2 separate regions of the Homo sapiens genome follow, and region 2 is linked to region 1. The links are chromatin loops, found by intact Hi-C in ENCODE. Cell type or tissue: mesothelial cell of epicardium. All regions are shown on one strand.

Region 1 (2,500 bases):
GGAGGCTGAGGGGAAGGAGAGTGTATATGGGGTGAGAATAGTGAGATGGGAAGCCTCCCCTGCCCACCCCGCTAAAAAATCCCAGAAACCCCAGCCCCCTTTCTCAGGCCGGTGGAATTTCCTAATTCTCCCTTGGAAGTGCAGTTTCCAAGTCAGCTCAGAGAGTCCCAGGGCCAGCTGTGGTTACACTCACTTCCCCTTTATGAAGGAGCCTCTGTGCCTTGCCCTCACCTTACACGACCAGTCCCTCACTGTGCGTCTCCCCAAATTACCCGGCTCTCCGATTTTTCACCCCTTCCCAGGGTAGAGCACCAGGCTTCACTCTCTCTCGGAAGTATCCAGCCAGCAGTACGGTCACAAATTCAACGTCCCCTCCCTCCCCCGTTTCATCCTTCCGCCTCCCACCACCTCCTTTCACCCCAGGACGACCCCCGGAGCTTCCGGAACTAGGGTGACCTTGGCAGGGCCGACCTGGGGCTGCAAGCCCCTCCTCCTTCCACCCGCCTGGTCCCCAGGACCCCCGACCCTCACAGGCCGGGCCCCCACGCGCCACAGCCGCAACCATCGAAGTTCAATCAAGTTGCGCTATTGTCTCAGCTCCGTCCAGGTCTCCTGGGCGCCTAAGCTCCTTTCCTTCCCTTTCCACTCCCTAGAGCCCTCCACACACCCACTCCCAGCCCCAGATGCCCGTAAGCCAAACGTCCAGGAGCTCGGAGGCTCCGGCGGCGCAGGCACTCCTCTCTGGCGGAAAAGCGAGCGCGGCCAAGACCCTCCTTCTTGCGGACCCCACACCCACTGCCCCTGAGACTGCAGCTGCGGCGGAACTGGGGGGCTGCGGCGGGGCTGGGGGTGCCACAAACCCGACCCCAGCTCTGCGGTCTGGCGGTGAGGCCAGGGGGGTGGGGGCGCTTACCTGCGGGGGAAATTCACCGTTCTTCCGGATCTGGGCAGGGGCAGATGAAGCATCTTCCCCGGCTCAGGCGGCCATTCACCGGGTGGGCACCCAGCGCCCCCCAGGACCGCTCTCGCCTGACACCCGGGGACACCCGAAAAGGTATGAGCTGTGGGCCACGCGGAGGGTCGGAAACCTAACCCTCGCCTGCCCTCCGCTCCCTTTTCTCCCCACCACCAGGGCTTGTACTTACGGCTCCAGCTGTACTTAAAGTGACAGAGCCCCATTTCCCCGCCGCTGACTTCTGTCCCGAGCCCCGGCGATGCAGGCTGCGAGCGGGCTCTTTAACACCCAGAGCAGGTAGACAAAGAGCCACCGAAGCCTCCTCCGTTCCGGTGGCCTCGGAAGCCTGGAGGTGCCGACGGGGCTGGGGGCTCGACCTCCACCTGGGCTGCTCCGAAATTAACCCCTGGGATGCCAGCTGTGGTCCCTTGGGCGCTCTTACTCGCGCTGCACTGGCAGGAGGGGGTGTGAGCAGCGAGCCACTTCTCTCTGGGGCACGGGTGGGTAAGGAGTTGGGGAGGCCTGGGCAGAACCTTCTCCATAGAGGGCTTCCTCCCGGCCTCCTCCTGGCTCCTTTCCAGGCTTTTAGAAATTTCTAAAAATCGGAGCATGGGTCAGTGCATTGCCTAAAACAAGGTCCGTGGAGGGATGTGGTGGGAAACGAAGGTCCGATAGGGGTGCATATTACCACAGGTTGGCTCACGACCCTTCTGCTCACAGCCGGGAGCCAAGTAGGATGGCGCGACCTTCCGATGTCCTAACAACCTCAGGGGGTGGGGCCTAACATCTCTCCAGCATTCAGGAGACCACAGATTAGGTGAGGTGTGCTTGCTGGGGGAAGATTGTGGGAGAGAAACAACAGCTCACGCCACCCAAGGATCTGTGTCTTTATCCAGGATGCATTTTCAACTGACCGGTTAGGAAAAAAACAGTGGGATCCAGTAGCAGGGTCCTCCCATTGGGTTCCTCCCCCCTGAGGGTCCTCCTGGTAACTTCACTCTCCTGGTTCCAGAGAAAGGAGCCCTGTGGGGGGAATTAGCCTGCTGCCCTCACCCTTGCTTCCTCCAGTTCTCACTCTTGGCTCCTGGAAGGGGCTAAGTGTCTATGGTTGGGTCCCAATGCCAATGTGAACTGGGCAAACTGGGAAGCCTACATTTTAGAGATGGACAAATTATACCTGCAGTTTCTTTAAGCGACAAAAACAACAGTAGCATTTTTTTAAGCCCCCTAAAGTGCTGAACTAAGATGACTTGGGACCACAGAGCAGTAGTCTCTAGTGTTTGGGCAGTTTGATGTGACTGAGCCACACATACAGATCCAGGTCACATGTGTTCTCTTAAGCCTATCTTTCCAGGCCTCAGTTTTTACAGATGTTAAGGGAGAGGTTTGCACTCCTGAACTCCTCCTCCTCGCTCTCACTGCCTTTAAAGAGGTCTGGGTGGTGCTTTGAGTCCTAGGAACAATCCTTTCCCAAGCCCCCCAGCAATGCAGGCTGCCCCTACTATTTTCGGCCCACAGGTCAATGCACTTTGGGTAACTGTACAG
Region 2 (2,500 bases), 370 kb before region 1:
CACTGAGGCGCCTGCCTTGTACAGATGGGGATAAGAGGGCAATGGACATGGCCAAGGTCACAAAGGGAGGGTAGATGCCAAGCCATGACTCAAAGCCGCTTTCCAGACTCACATCCCAGTATCTGTCACCAAACCTTTCAGTCCCCCCATAACTTCACTTTTCCATTCGGGGCTGAATCAGGCTATGGGTCTCCCACTCCAACCCCTCCTTCCACACCCTGTCCTCTCTTCTTAGCACAGGATGTGTGGGCCTAGGCCTGCCTTCCACAGCTCCTCAATGTGAGCACCAGCTCCCCTGGCCCCCGACTGCCTTCAAGAGGCCCTCCCCTCCTGGAACTGGCTGAGCTCTGCACAGGGTCCTCAGGCTGAGGGCGGGGCCTGGGCTGCTCTAGGGGCAGTGGGTGAATGAAGACAAACCCATGGGAAGAGATGAGAGGCAGCGGGCTGAGCTCAGCAGCTGGACAGGGTGGTGGGCCCACTTGGAGCTGTTTTATGCTCCCCAAGTGCCTCACCTTTCTAGAGAGCTCCAACCCCTGTGCTGGCCTTGGGCAATCTGTGGGTGTGGAGTCAGGCTGTGCCCTAGAGCCTTATATCTCTCCTTCCTGCGGTGAGGTGACCCAGGTGCACCTGCTCCTGGGGGGTAAACAGCAAATGAGAGGCCCGGGGCAGGGGTGGGGCAAGGCTGAAACTGGGTGCCTGGAGCTGGATGAGTCACGTTCTCACTCCGGGGCCACCAGGGATAAGAGGGGGAGTGAAGGATGGGGGAAGGACAGATTAGGGCCATGACAGGGCCAACTCAGAACACCCCCCCACCCCCCGATCCTCCTGCTCTCCTATCTGGGCCTCTTGAAAGAGTCCTTGGCAATCTCTCCTCCAGCCTCTTCATTTTATTGAATTAGGAGGCTGTGCTCTAGAGATGGCCCAGAGAGGACAAGTGACTTGTTGGGGACACAAAGCACGTTGGTAATCTCAAGTCTCCTGAGCCAGTCATGGGTTCAAATCCCAGAGCCAAAAGCAGAACACCAGCAAGCTTTTCCTGCCCAGTGTTTCGGAGAGCAATCTGTAACTACAATCATCGCTAAAATGCAGTCAAGCCCCTGAACTGCCCTGGGGATAAGAGGGACCTGCGGCTTCTCCACCTCCCTGACGTCAGCTGGGTGTCACCAATCCCCAGAAGCCCTGCCCAGTGGTGTGACATCACAGGGCTGGGCCAGCTTTGCTGGAAGGGGCTCCACCCTAGAGAGGAGGGTGAAGGGATTCTGGTCTGGGTCTGTCGCTATCATACAATGCAGCCTGTAGCCTAAGTGCAGGGGGGTTATCGAAACTCGAGGGCCCCTCTGCTGCCCACCTCCCACTCCCTCTGAAACCCAGGACTCCTGGGGCTGCCACAGGAGTCTGAGTCAGCTCTCGGGGCCAATGAATAATATAAAGTCAGGCCTTCCCTGACTACATGTATTGTGTTAAGGAGGTGGAATTTAGAGAATTCAGAGTGTCAGGTCATCCTAGCAAATCTCAGCTCCTCACTAGTCAGCTGTGAGACCTGGGCCAGTTTCTGACCTCACAGAGCCTCTTCTGTAATTTGGGCATGAGGTTACCTATCTCACAGGATTGTTGTGAAGATTAAATGAAGTGACCTGTGCATCACTCGGGCACACAATGCTTGGCATGCAGCAATATGGGCTCAATTTTTGAAAGATGAAGTATAAATATTATAGAAGAGAACTCCACCGGGTGTGGTTGCTCACACCCATAATCCCAGCACTTTGGGAGGCCGAGGCGGGCAGATCACTTGAAGTCAGGAGTCTGAGACCAGCCTGGCCAACATGGTGACACCCTGACTCTATAAAAATACAAAAATTAGCTGGGCATGGTGGCGTGCAGCTGTAATTCCAGCTACTCAGGAGGCTGAGGCATGAGACTCACTTGAACCCAGAAGGCAGAGGTTGCAGTGAGCTGAGATCACACCACTGCACTCCAGCCTGGGCGACAGACCTAGACTCTATCTCAAAAAAAAAAAAAAAAGACTGCGTGCGGTGGCTCACGCTTGTAATCCCAGCACTTTGGGAGGCCAAGGTGCATGCATCACTTTAGGTTGGGAGTTTAAGACCAGCCTGACCAACATGGAGAAACCCCATCTCTACTAAAAATACTAAATTAGCCGGGCGTGGTTGCACATGCCTGTAATCCCAGCTACTCGGGAGGCTGAGGCAGGAGAATTGCTTGAACCCAGGAGGCAGAGGCTGCAGTGAGCCAAGATCATGCCATTGCACTCTAGCCTAGGCAACAAGAGTGAAACTCCGTCTCAAAAGAAAGAAAGAAAGAAAGAAAATAACTCTTAATGATAAACCAAGGTTCGAAACTTTGCACTTACATCACAGAAGAAGAGTGTAGGGCACTTCTTGGCTTTATCTATCTATTCAACAAACTTTTCTGAAGACCGGTGAGGAAGCACCCCTCTGACCAAAGTGACAAACGGAAGTGATGGGCTCCTCTTCCAGAA

Evidence for each region. Hi-C counts contacts between places; a loop is a spot of excess contacts. Peaks named below come from ENCODE experiments on the same cell type or tissue, not always from the same donor. Only the 100,000 strongest peaks of a DNase experiment are listed, where the experiment ranks them.
Region 2: a loop joins it to region 1, with 17 times the contacts of the local background. A loop is called at or near these places in 1 of 110 quality-filtered maps.

The regions. Positions count from the first base shown.
Region 1 is chr1:201,738,490-201,740,989 of GRCh38, reverse strand. The region is part of intron 7 of NAV1 (neuron navigator 1); the gene reads right to left. The region is part of intron 2 of IPO9-AS1 (IPO9 antisense RNA 1); the gene reads left to right. The region is part of intron 1 of LOC124904483 (a long non-coding RNA gene); the gene reads left to right. Among named protein-coding and RNA genes, the nearest start is that of MIR5191, 20 kb to the right of the region's middle. RefSeq lists a silencer at 133-232. In mesothelial cell of epicardium, no CTCF peak of the experiment used is centred here; DNase peaks (open chromatin) are centred at 779 and 1,179.
Region 2 is chr1:202,104,645-202,107,144 of GRCh38, reverse strand. The region is part of intron 1 of LOC105371684 (a long non-coding RNA gene); the gene reads left to right. Among named protein-coding and RNA genes, the nearest start is that of GPR37L1, 17 kb to the left of the region's middle. RefSeq lists an enhancer at 2,158-2,500. In mesothelial cell of epicardium, no CTCF peak of the experiment used is centred here; a DNase peak (open chromatin) is centred at 1,194.